Linked DNA regions of Mus musculus: region 1 is linked to region 2. A link is a loop called in an ENCODE intact Hi-C map of the cell type or tissue named here. Cell type or tissue: left cerebral cortex. All regions are shown on one strand. Links, peaks and the distances in the headings refer to the core of each region. The heading gives the core; the rest is flanking DNA.

Region 1 (5,000 bases), core at 1-5,000, 400 kb after region 2:
GCAGGAGGATCCCTGTGAGTGGAAACCAGTCTGGTGTGTACCTAGTAAGTTTCAGGACAGCCAAGGCTACATAGTGAGAGATCTTGTCTCAGAAAAAGCAAATTTACAGCATGTGGTCCATACCTGTAATCTCAGCACTTGAGTTGCTTAGGCAGCAGGATCATAAGTTCAAGAGCAGCCTAGGCTACAAAATAATACTCTCTTTAAAACAAACAAACAAACAACAACAACAACAAAACAGGGCTAAAGAGATGCTACTGACTGTTCTTGCAGGCGATCTGGGTTTCCATTCTCAGCGCCACAGAGGAGCTTACAACTGTCTGTAACTCCAGCTCCAGGGGACCCAACACCCTCACAGACATGAATGCAGGTAAAACACTAGTGTAATACAAACACATAATCATAGACACACACCCACACACAAGTTGATTGGAACTCTTATATGTTAGAATTTCCCATAAGTAGCTGACACATACATCAGCTATGGACAGCTTGTTACCCTATCATCCAGAACTCAGAGCAATGGTTTGTTACTGCCCTCTCCTGTGAACCCAGCTTGCCAGTGACCCTCCCCTGGCCAGGGTCACCAGGCTGTCTTTCCCATCCTTTCTTTCAGGTAGCTTTATCTTGAGAGTTTTTAAAGCATTAGGGGTATAGTACTATAATATAAATACTGGTCACAAGACTGGAAATCTTCTACCTAGGTTTTAGATTAGTTTGAAATACAAATAGGCAGGAAGTTGACTAGATAAAATTGGAAATTATCTAAGATAAGAAAATTCACTCAAAGAATTTGACCCTTCAGGTTTTTAAAATTATATTGAGTCAGGAGGAAAAGTGTAACCAAGCAATATTTGATGATTTTAAGATAAAACGAAAAAGAAAACTCCGTTTGTAAATGAAGATTACTCGTGGCCTTTTCTTGAGGATTAAGCAACTCAGGATTACATCCCCTGCCGTCACAGTCTTTTCTAAAGCCATCTCTCAACAGGCAAGATTTCAATAGGATCTCCTCTCATCAGTTCTGATATGTGCAGGAAATACAGATTAATTCAGTAACATATAATTTTTGTTTTGTTTTTTTGAGACAAGGTTTCTCTGAGTAGCTCTGGCTGTCCAGAAACTCTCTGTTGACCAGGCTGGTCCTGAACTCAGATTCGCCTGCCCTTGCCTCCTGTGTGCTAGGATTAGTGTGTGCCACCACCAACCAGCTATTTTACATGTTTTAAAAAAAAAGTTTCACATGGTCCAAACTTCCCTCAAACTCTCTATGTTGCTGGGATGACCTTGAACTTTGGAATCCTCCTGCCTCTACCTCTCAAATGCTGGAATTACAGGCACCATACCTAGTCTTATGCAGTACTGAGGATCACTTTATATAAAGTGCTAGGGTTTCATGCATGGTTGGCAAATCTACCCACTGTGTTACATCTCCAGCCTCAATAAATATAATTTTAATATAATTCACTGAAAATTAAGCATCCCTCAGCCACAATATTTGCCCTTAGAGTCCGTGCATTAGTGAATTGTGCTGTAGATGGAATTCAAGCAGTTTATTCTCTACCTGCCTGCCTCACCAAAGAAAGCAAGTATGCTTTAAAGCATCTTCTGTAAGGCTGCAAGTGGAGCCCAGTGTAGAGCACATACCTGGCATGGATGAGGCCCAGGGCTCACCCCCAGCTCTGTGGTGTCTGTCCTGAATGGACCGTGCCTCTGGAACGAATGAACATCCATGTTCCTATGGAACAAGAAATGCTGGGAAGCCCAGGAGGCCCTCTGGCTGTGAGTTTCCCTGAGGCACATTCCAGGAAGGCATTCCCTACCCAGGTGCTGCAGTCACTGCCAACCTCTCCAGGTGCACCAGCATCAAAGCTGGAGGAACAAGCACTCCCAGTCAGGACATCCCTGAACTCACACTCCCACAGGGACTCTCTGATATGCTGGAGCCCTGGCTGAAAGCAAGGTTAAAAACATCAGAGGCTCTCTTTATTTCGTCCTCTAGGAATGGAATTTGTGAAGAAGCCTAGGGTACCACTGGGGCAGAAACACTAGTACCTGCTCAGAAAGTCTCTGAGCTACTGCCCTAGGGAGCTTAATGGAAGAGAACAAACTTGCCACCTAGGCTTCTGCAGGGCCATGGCTGTTCTGAGGTTGGGACTACAGAGATTCAGTGACTTATGTACGATGCAGTGATAGAGCACTTGCTTGGCATAAACAAAGCCTGGGCTTGACCCCCCCACACACACACAGCCCGCGCTATCTAGAAGAAAAAGAGACACTGAACCTCACTGGTCACTTGGGATCACTGACTGTAAAACAATGAGGTGGTCCTCAGGCAACTTTCTGATTGTTCAGCCTCAGTTAGTTTTTAAGGAAGCTGCCCATAGGGCAAGGACAAATTCTATAGCACCGTACCCAGGATTCCAGGGTTTCTTAAACTACCAAGGAAAATACTTTATCCCCAATATCACCGAATTTTGACTTGCTGGTCCTAAGTTCAGGGAATTGGCTTAAAAAGCAACGGGGTGACACTGCCCTCTAGTGGTCCAGTAAAGTATTTGCCCGTTGGGTTTGTGCACCTGTCAGCACAGGTTATTTCTGTGGAAAGCATTTGGATTTATTCTCATACTCTTGGGCCCATGGTGATGTGACTTCTGAGCACTGGCTGAAATTGCCCATCCGTTAGCTGTTTTGGGAATTTGCTTTGTTTTCCCTGTATTTTTTTTAGAGTGGCTGTCTCTGTTACAAGAGTTCAAGTCCTAAAAGCAAGGATCAATCTCGTGTCTCTTCTGAAGCCTCAACTCTGTTGTTCACTTAGCTGGAGATAAAATTAGAAAGTTCATTGAGGTAGAAAGGAATCTTTTCTCCCTCCCTGCCCCAACAACAAAAAAATTCTATCACTTCTCATTTGTTTCTAAGCCTTCTTGTCTTGTTCCTCTGACCTCTAGTTTTCCAGCTGGTAGGATTATCTGAGTCCCTGAGAGCTTACAGAACTCAGCTTCCTGGGCCTGCCTCCAGCCCCACTGAACCAGTCTCTGTGGTTGGAGCCAGGAAATCTGCTTTACAAACTTCCCAAGTGGTTTTTGATGTGCAGCCTAGCTTGGCAGCCAACTGCTCTAAATCCCCACTTATTGTTTATTATAACTCCCCCCCCCCCAGACTCCAGAGGTCTTCATCTTGTGTCACAAGTTAAAAGTGACCATCTTGAGATTCATTCAGAAATAGTCAACATGCTATCTTAACTGGATGGCATGGGAAGGAAGAAAGGACCACAAGAGACAAACCAAAAGCATTTACTCTGGTTGCCAGGGGCAGCATGTTTATAGCAGAAATACCAAACCAATACCGCTGTGCTGGCTGGGCAGGCTGCCCATCTATAGTCTTGTTTTTAATGTTCCAGCTAGATCGGGGGTCGGGGAGAGACAGGCTTCTGCAGGAGCCAGTGACTCATTCCCACCCATTCTAAGTCTTCAGGCTCTTAGGAAGAGAGGACAAAGTAGGTGGCATTGTCTCCTGTTTTGCAGATGAGAATGCCAGAGCTTAGGGAAGAGGATCAACTTGCTCAGGGGCACAGACATTGCTTGTTGTCCCGTTGTGCATTCTGAAGCCATGCCTGATTTATAAGGCCAGTGTTGGCAGTCAGAGGACAGAGTTGCTAACCTGCTCTTTTTCACTCCACCAGGCCAAGAGAGCAGTTCAGCGGGGAGCTACTGCAGTTATCTTTGATGTATCTGAAAATCCAGAAGCCATCGACCAGGTAAACCACCACTACAGCCAGTCCTACCATCTGCCGAAGAGGCATTTGCTTTGGCCATCTTGAGTGGCAGTGTTTTGACACCCTTGTCTAAGATCCTTGTACTTGTCTGCTGAAGTACTCTGTCTGTGTTTGAGTATCAGGTATGATACCTGAGAGAGGCATATGGAAAGGAGTTGTGGGTGGAGGGTTAGGCATGAGGGACATTTTCAGAGTTTCTGGGTTTTGGGGTAGCTCAGCCCATCTTAAAACAAGTATAGCATCCTATCCTAGCCTTTCTGGAAACCCCAAGGCTATAATTCTTGAAGACTTCAAGGATTCCCAAATAGAGATGTAGCATTCTTTTCTTCCTCTCGTGTGTGTGTGTGTGTGTGTGTGTGTGTGTGTGCGTGCGTGTGTGCGTGTGCTTGCCCTTGCATGTACAAACCAAGAGCTCTACCCCTGAGCCCCATTCCAAATCCTCTTCTTAGATAAGCATGTCTTTAACTGTGCCGCTCTTCTTTGTCAGCTAAACCAAGGCTCAGAAGACCCTCTTAAGAGGCCAGTGGTGTATGTGAAGGGTGCAGATGCTATCAAGCTGATGAACATTGTCAACAAGCAGAAAGTAGCTCGAGCAAGGATCCAGCACCTCCCTCCTCGAGTGAGTGGCAGCCTCTGTGTTGTCCTGTCTGTGCTTTTGTTTCCTTTGAGCTTTCAGCCTTCTCATCCCTGTATCTACAATGCTGGTGTAATGTAGGTTCCTACAGGGTGAGCTCAACTATGGCACAGGAGGACAGAGAGATTTTCACCCATGTTTCTTTATTTGTAAAACTGTGTAAAAGCTTATGGAAACAGACACTGTATGCTATAAAGTCTGGTTTCTCCAACCTGGCATAGCCCCTTTGCAGTTCATTCTTTTAAGGAACAAGCCGAGAAAAATGAAGGATGACACTGTAGCACTTGGCTTTCTTTGTTTCCTTTTCTCCATCTGATCTAGAGATGAGAAAAAACCTATACTTCCTCCTTTCAATCATATAGATTACTCACTTGAAATTCCCTGACTCACAAATAAGAATGTTAAGAATTACTCAAAACATTAGAAATTACTCAGGCCTCATACTGACATTTTGGTGACAAGTAGTGGCCAGACGCCTCTTCAGTGTGCTGAAGCAGTATTACTGCCCACTGATACTTCACCCCAAGAAAAGAAACCAGGGAAGCATGCAGAACTGACGTCATCTCCTCAGCCTTGGACTAAAGCATTCTA
Region 2 (8,248 bases), core at 1,419-6,418:
CCAATATTAGAGATTCCTATTGAAGATAGCTAAAAATCTTAATTACCTAGCAAAGTTAATTTGGAGCACAGCCTCCACCTTCAGAGAATCTCTGGCCTTTCTGCTAATTCTCAAAACCAGCTCCCCCACACCGCTCCCCCACTCGGGAGGCCAGAGTCTGAGCGTGATTGTTGCTAATTTGCAACTGAATAAAGTACCTGGGCTTCCACAAAGAAGCTTTTATCCTGTTGCTTTTCACTGCCTCAACTTTGTTCTTCAAGCAGGTCAGTCAACACCTCACAGTCTGATTTCAGCAAGTGTGCAGCCTCGCCTCCAGCAAGTGAGGGTGGCAGAAATTCATCAATATGAAGAAGCATATTCAATACATATTGTGGCTTTGGTCTGATTTGGGAATAAGGTGTGCTATGAGGGCCAGTTAGTCAATGACGGGCAACTAGATTTCAGAGCCATATCAATCTAAGACAGAGGTATATGCCAAGAGGCCCTGGTTTATTAATAATACACCACAGAGCCATGTTTGTGCAAAATAAACACAAACAAGCTGCATATAACCTCTTTGACGGATCTGAATGGTTCGGGAAAATCTGAGAATTCCTAAGACAGGCATGGCCGCCAGCCACCTTTACTCCCAGGCAGGACTATGGAGCATAAATAAATTTTATGCCTCGGTCCGGCTATTTTTATTATATAATCAGGGAGGAATTGTAGGCTCCCCCAGCCTGAAGCAGGCTGGTCCAGACCTTGACCTTGCTGCCACTAAGAAGGAGATTACCTAGGGTGGAGCCTTCCGACCTAGATGGCTCTGTTGTTCTGTCACCTGCCACTGCTCTCCTCCAAGACACTGCTACCTGCTGAGAGGCCCCTGAGATATTCCGGAGGCACATCCTATCCTGCATGTCACCTGCAGGCTGGCTCCAGACACCAAGAATGGACTGGTGTGTGTGTGGGGGGGGGGGGCTTCCCCCTTTATAAGCACAGTTTTTGAGTAAAATCGCGGGCCTTGACCAGTACCTTTGTCTTGGCTCCATTTTCTCTCTCGACTGTCTAGTTTCTCTCTTTTCATCCCCAGCCTACCTCCCAGGTGTACCCAGTCCTTGTAAATTGCAGACCGGCATACAACAAAGGTGGGAGCATGGCAGTCTCCAAGCAGGCATGGCACAGGCAGAGCTAAGAGTTCTATGTCTTCATCCAAAGGCTGCTATTGGAAGACTGACTTCCAGGCAACTGGGTTGAGAGTCTTAAGCCCACACCCACAGTGACACACCTATTCCAACCAGGTCACAGGTGCAGATGGTGCCACTCCCTGGTCCAAGAATATACAAACCATTACACAGGGTTTCTCTGTGTAGTCCTGGAACTCACTCTGTAGACCAGGCTGGTCTCGAACTCAGAAATCTGCCTGCCTCTACCTCTGCCTCCCGAGTGCTGTGATTAAAGGCGTGTACTACCACTGCCTGGCTCTGTTTTATATTGTTTTTTATTTTAAGCGTATGGGTGTTTTTGCCTCTATGCATGTCTGTGCACTGTTGTAATTTCCAACCCCAATAAAAATACACAATCCAATTATTATAATTATAAGCTATATGCCTAGGTTGGGCAGATCTAACACTGTACCATATGAGTTTTCAGTTCCCACAGAGGCCAGGGGAGGGTTTTGGATTCCCTGGAACTGGAGTTAGAAGTGATTGTGAGCTGCCACGCGGGTGCTGGGAATTGAACCTGGGTCCTCTTGAAAGAGCAGTTAACATTCTTTGCCAGGCAGCCCTCTCTTCAGAGTTTTTTCCCCATGGGAATATGGGTGCCTTACCATTGTCCACAGTGCTGAAGATGTTTGTCCTTCCATCAACCGTTAATGGTGTATAAATCCTCAGGGAGGAATAGGATCCCACAGGCCCCTACTTCTTCCCATGATGGTGTTTAGGCTCAGCCGTCAGTTCCGCGGGTTTAGGAGTGCAACAGTCAGCCCAAGCTCTGTGCTGGGATCGGCGTCTTCCCTTCTGTTCTTCTTTTCTCTAAGCCTCGGAGGGAGAGGAGCAGATGCTCCATTTATGGCTAAGTTTTTACCCATCGTTTATTCCAGAACTTTGACCAGTTTTGACCAGCTGTGACCAGTCTCTGCAGCCTCTGCTGAGTGCTGCAAAATACATACAACCCAGCTTCTCTGACCCATGCTGATATCTCTGATCTCTGGGACAGATGTAAACTTTCAGAAGGACATGTTTAACGACATGTCCAAATTCTGCAGTAACCTCTCATGCCTAGAAATCCACTCAACTGCCCATGGTGTCCAATTGTATACTTGATTTTTTTTTTCTAGTTTTCAGTCAGGAAGCCCAAGAATTCCATGGCTGTGGCATTGTCCCCAACTCACATACACACTGGCTCAGGACTTCTCACTAGGGCTCTTCAGCTCCCACAATGCCCTACTGACAAACTTGGGTCTCCAGGGATGCTATTGTTGCTCACGGGGTTTATTCAAATGGTTTTTGATCATTGCAGATCAAGGCAGAGCGTTCCTCCACTAACTTGGATGAATTATGGAAGTACTGGCAGGACTTGGTGAGTTCATGCTTAAAAAATAATTGTAAGATTCTATTTTAATTATGAATATGTTTGTATGTGGCTAGTCTATGTGCAGGTGCCTGAAGAAGCGTCGACCCCTGGAACGGGGTTATAGGCAGTGGGAAGTGAGTGGTAAAACTAACTGCCTCACTTATGGGAGCATTTCTGAATCAGCAGAATCAGCAGAGCCATCTAGGGCCTCACTGTTTTGGGTTTTTAGCCATGTCGCTCCCCGGGGAGACCCTGTTACCCTCTCATTCTCCCCAGATGCTGTCACCACAGGATTTACAGGATTTCATCAGGCTCTGCCCAGGAAGTCTCTATTCCCAGTTTCCAAATGAGCTGCCTGTGTGGGGCAGTGGGCTGCACACAAACACCCTGGTCTCCAGTTGAGCTGAGGTCTTGAACCCGGGTGGGATCCGGTGGGTGGTGATTTCCACCTACATGGGCGTTTGATCTTGTCTCCAGGATCCCTGGCTCCTGTCAAAGTTACCGCCCCCACAGTCCCACCCCACCCCCAGGAGAGGTGTGTGGCTATCAGTCATGTAGCTAACAGCACCAAGCCTTCTCACATGCAAATAATGTTCCCCCCAAACTCTCAGTTCAAGCCAGTGATAGATACCTGCTGTCGAACCCTGAATCACCCCTAAAACTGTATATAAATCTTATCCAGGGAATTAAAGGTGTGCGAGAACTACTCCTTCATCTGAGTCTTTTGTTCCAAGAGCTGTAACACATGGAAAGAGAGATCTTCTCTCCCAGAGAGCCACCTGAGGTCCTCACTCTCATGGGCCCAGCCCCACCCGACTCAGTTCAGAGCAGCTCAGAGTTACCATGAGACCTGGAAGGCGCGGCAGAGACTTCGTCTCCCTGCCTGCACTTGCTTTCCTTCTCTGGAACCCTCGCATCAGGCCTGGACAGAGATATCCATGGAAAACATCTGGTACCCAGGCCCACATGCCTGGACGGTTCTGAGCAACTATAGGTGGCGCTACTGCTCTTCTGGAAAAGCAAACTGCAGCTTTAGCAGACCTCTATTAACAATAGAGAGCTACTGGACTCTGAGGGACATGGCTGTGTTCTGAGTTAAAACTATATCTCTTGGGGCTGGAGAGATGGCTTGAAGGGTAAAGAGCAATTCCCAGAACTCACATGGAGGCTCACCACTATCTGCAACCCCACTTCTAGATCCAAGGGACAAGGAACCCTCCCCTGACCTCCACAGGCACCAGGCACAGAGACAGTGCTCAAACATCTGTATGGGCAAAACACTCACACTCTAAATAAAAGAGAAGGAAATCGTAAAGATGACAGCCACAGCAGGCTCCACATGACAGTGACGTTCCAAGTGGTCGCAGCAAGACTGGTACTCCAGGTTCTGGAATGGGGGAATCACCTTTCCTGGTTCCCTAGAGGTTTCTGCAGTTGGCTGGCTTTCTGCTGAATAACTTGCCCCAGGAGCCACCAGGAAAATCGGTTGTTACCAGACTTCCCTGAGACTGTTAGGGGATGACAGTAATCAGCTGTGCCAGGACAGACAAAACAAACAAACAAACAAACAAACAACAACAACAACTGGAGCCTAAACCCTTCAAGTATCTGCACAGTCCACCTGAAACTGGGATAAAGTTAGCGTTTGACACTGAGTGAGCATTTGTTTTAGAATGGCAGCCTCTAGGGAGAGGAGGAAATGGGCTGATTTGGTGATCAGAGAGAATGATAGTGGTTCCTGAGCCCGTTCTGTGACAGTACTAAAGCCACTGAGGGTGGGGCATGCATGCTTTTCCTGTAGGTCTACACATCCCTTCACACTGACCTGAAGAGGAAACTTCTAGTTTCTTTGTACAGTCACTTGTGTTAAATGATGTTTTGCCGGGGCACGCAGGTAAAAGGATGCTTTGCTAAAGCAAACAGGAACAGAGGCCAGATGTTTAGAAAGAATATAATTATGACCCCACAGACAGTGGCAGCTTGAGTATCGGTTTGCTTTGCTTTGCCTCGGAAGTCTTTGTTGAGTATAGGCTCATATTGGCTCATCTTATATTTCACTGCTTAGCTGTGGTGGCATCATAAAGAGACACTCACTAAAGAACTTCTTGTGAGGTTTCTGTGGCTTCTTGCTGTTTCTGAGGACTTAGGCAGATTGGCCAGCCTTGAGGTGTCTTCTGAATTGAACTGCCATTGTTGATTTGTGTGTGGTCTTTGCAGAGTGCACTGGAATGCAGCTGCTGATTTGTGTTTGGTGTTTGCTGGTGGACTGGACTAAGAATAATGCAGATTGAATTTGCTCCAAAGAACTGTTTCTAAACAGGTTCACTAGATAGGTCCATTTCCCCTGTATCCTAATAGCCTTTCTTTTCCACTAAGTCTGGTGGGTGGTGGCCTAGAGGGGAGGTTGAACCCTTATTAAGGTAACCCTTATTAAGGTAGGTTGTGAAAAGCATACGCCTACTCCTATATGCCTACATCGATACACTGACACCTATACACCTGAGACATCAGATTCTGAGTTCAGGCTCCATCTTAGAGAATCTGACTTAAGGCTGAACTTGTTGATTTAAAACACTGATGCTAGCACCGGTTTCCAGATGACTCCCCAACAAGCCAGCTTCTGGCACCGGTTTCCAGATGACTCCCCAACAAGCCAGCGCCTGGCACCAGTTTCCAGGTTACAAGCCTGCACCTGGCATTTCACTCTAACAATCACCAATCAGGAGGAAAGTAGAAGTTAAGTTTATGGTTTGACTTCCAGTAATAGCCAATTATGTTAAAGGACAACAAAAGTCCTTAATGGACCCCCAATCAGATTGTAGCAGTCTAGAAACTCCCTTGCTTGCTTACCATTGTCTATAAAACCTTGTCCTGCCAAGCTCGGGAGAGCTCGGGACGTCACCTTCCTCCTCTGCTGAGTCAGAGACGGTGTGGCTCACGCTTGAGCTTGTAATAGACGTTAGTGGGATTGCATGGCAATCAGCTCCTTGGTGGTCTTTTGGGGATTGAAAATATGAAAAGGGCACAGCACATTGACACCTATGCGCTGATACCTGTATGCCAACCATGGAGTTATTTTGATGATTTTGTGAATTGCTTTTCCCTTCCTCTGTGTGTTTCTTTCCCGTGTCATAAGCATGTCTTTATCCAAGCTAGAAAACTTGTCAATGACAGGGACCCTCCAACTGACGATACCAAAGATCCCAATCCAGGAAAGTCTGCTGGTGTCAGAACACGCGGCGTGGGGAGGGAGGGGGGCAGGACACGGACTGTCATTCCCTGTCCATTGCCCTTCAAGTAGCAGACCCCAAATAGTTACACATGTTAACAATTCCAATTAATAAAATGGAGAAGTAGTTTAGTAAAGGCCATATTTAGAAAGCGTTATAGTACTAATCAGGTTAGCTACATGAGAACATTAGAGGGTAAAAGGCCACAGAAATCCAGACTGAAAAGGGGAAGAAGCCAAGGCCTCCTCGAACAGCAGTTCAAGTGCACATTCATTTCCCAACTCCGAGTCAGCTGTGAGGTCTGCACCCTGCAGCAGAGACAAACCAACGAGCTTTGCTATTTCCCTGGACTCTCTTTGGCTTGCTCACCCGGCTCTGTTCTCACGGGCTGGGCCAGGCTACCCTCTTCTGCATGGCGGTGCTGACGTCCAAGCATCCCTCCTCCAGGAGCCGTCGCTGAGCTCCCCGTGTGGCTAGCTGAGATTCCATGTTTTTAATTCTGAGATCCATCTGGCTTATCATTGCTGCATCATTGGTGTCTCTTAAATTTTCGATGTTGTTTTGATCTCTTGCTTGGATCTAAAGCAAAAAAAGTCCAAAAGTCCAAATAGTTAACCCTCAGGTGATTATCTTACTCTTGTTCCTTTGGTCGGGAATCATCAGCTCCTGCGCTCTTGTATGTATGTTAAATAAGATGGCGGGATTTACATTTTTATTACTAATGTCAATTACATTTAAAACATAAAGCCAGGCATGATGGTATGTGGAGGCAACGGCAGGTAAGTCTCTGTGAATTTGAGGCCAGTCGGGTCTATATAATGAACAAAACAAACCACTGCAACCTGATTAAAAACATATGTAGCAGAAGATGGCCTAGTCGGCCATCATTGGGAAGAGAGGCCCCTTGGTTTAGCAAACTTTATATGCCCCAGTACAGGAGAACACCAGGGCCAAGAAGCGGGAGTGGGTGGGTTAGGGGAGTGGGGGGAGGGTATGGGGGGCTTTTGGGATAGCATTGGAAATGTAAATGAAGAAAATACCTAATTAAAAAAAACATTTAAAACATAAAGCACTGTATTGCTTTCCTTTGAGTGGTGCTGGGGTTGACCCCAGGCCCTCCGTGTGCTACCTCAGCCGGAATCACTCTCAGGCTAGCCCGCAGGTATTTCCATAACTCACAGAACAGAAGAATCAATTAAAATTAAAAACATTTAACTGTAACTAAAGAAATATTTAAAAATATGTTTTAACTTTCATATAGAAGTTTTGCCTTAAAATTCAAACGGTTGTCTACAATATTGTGGAAGAGCAATCTTTTGTCAGTTTGATGTTAACCTCGCCATCACACCTGGGAAGACCTCACTTGCGGAACTAAGTACCTCCATCAGACTGGCCTGTGGACAAGCATAGAAGGCATTTCCTTGGTTTTGATTGGTGGGGGAGGACCCAGCCCAGCCCACTGTGGGAGGTTCCACCCCTCGGCAGGCTGAGCGCTCAGGGGGATGCAGGCTTCTGCTTCAACACTTTCTGCCCTGCTTGATGTGAGTTTCCTCCTCTCAGTGATGGTCTGTGAGAAGGACATGTAAGCCTATCATAAAACCTTCCTTCCTGTCTTAGGGCTGCTATTGCTAGGATGAAGCACCGTGACCAAAAGTAAGAGGGGAGGGAAGGACTTACTGGGCTGACATTTCCACGTCCTAGTGCATCACTGAAGTAAGTCAAGCCAGGTACCTGGAGGTGGGAGCTGATGCAGAGGGCCTGGAGGGTGCTGTTTGTTGGTTTGTTCGGCCTGTTTTCTTCTAGAACCCCAAACGACCAGCCCAGGGATGGCCTCACCCACCATGGGCTGGGCCCCTCCCCCATCAATCACTAATTATGAAAGCCAGATCTCATGGAGGCATCTTCTTTCTGTTCAGATCACTTTAGCTCCCGTCAAGTTTAATACCATCCAGCACACCTCCCACTTGTTCTTAGTGTTTTATTTCAGCAATACAAACCACAACGACCGACCGACATACACTGAAAACTTTAAAGAGAGGCAAATGACGACATTCAGAGATCTACCAAGCCAACTGCTGTTAGCCGAGGAGGAGATGCAACGGATGTAACCCACATTGCCAGTGTGCTGAAATGAATTAAAACCTGTCACGGACTCAAAAGACAAGCAAGCAACCCGGCTCTCTGCAAACCGCCTGCCCTCCCGCCCTGCTCTGTCCCCTGCCTTCACACTACCCACCTCGCTCTCCCGCACCCAGCTTTTCAAGTGGAGCACTTCTTCTTCCAAGTTCTTCTGGTTCTCGAGCAGGTGTCTACACTTCTTCTGTTCTGTTTTGATCCCTATCAGCTCCTGCTCGATAAACTGAAGCTTTACGACCATGTGTAGGTATTTGTAATATGTAGTCTCCCAACTTTCTTTCAGATTGTGAAACTGTAGGAAAAAATAATATGGCTTTAAGGTGAAGAAT

The links. Peaks named below come from ENCODE experiments on the same cell type or tissue, not always from the same donor. Only the 100,000 strongest peaks of a DNase experiment are listed, where the experiment ranks them.
Region 1: a loop joins it to region 2, with 2.6 times the contacts of the local background. A loop is called at or near these places in 6 of 42 quality-filtered maps.

Annotation. Positions count from the first base shown.
Region 1 is chr11:5,288,420-5,293,419 of GRCm38, reverse strand. It overlaps Znrf3 (zinc and ring finger 3), which reads left to right. Exons shown (of 9, transcript NM_001080924.2): 3 at 3,683-3,757; 4 at 4,263-4,394. Among named protein-coding and RNA genes, the nearest start is that of Kremen1, 29 kb to the right of the region's middle. In left cerebral cortex, for the core only: a CTCF peak has its summit at 2,540 (motif pointing left); DNase peaks (open chromatin) are centred at 2,532, 3,018 and 3,446; H3K27ac peaks cover 258 bases.
Region 2 is chr11:5,687,254-5,695,501 of GRCm38, reverse strand. It overlaps Ankrd36 (ankyrin repeat domain 36), which reads right to left. Exons shown (of 27, transcript NM_023816.3): 26 at 8,020-8,211; 27 at 5,885-6,362. The coding sequence ends at 6,165. Among named protein-coding and RNA genes, the nearest start is that of Mrps24, 16 kb to the left of the region's middle. In left cerebral cortex, for the core only: a CTCF peak has its summit at 3,545; a DNase peak (open chromatin) is centred at 3,550.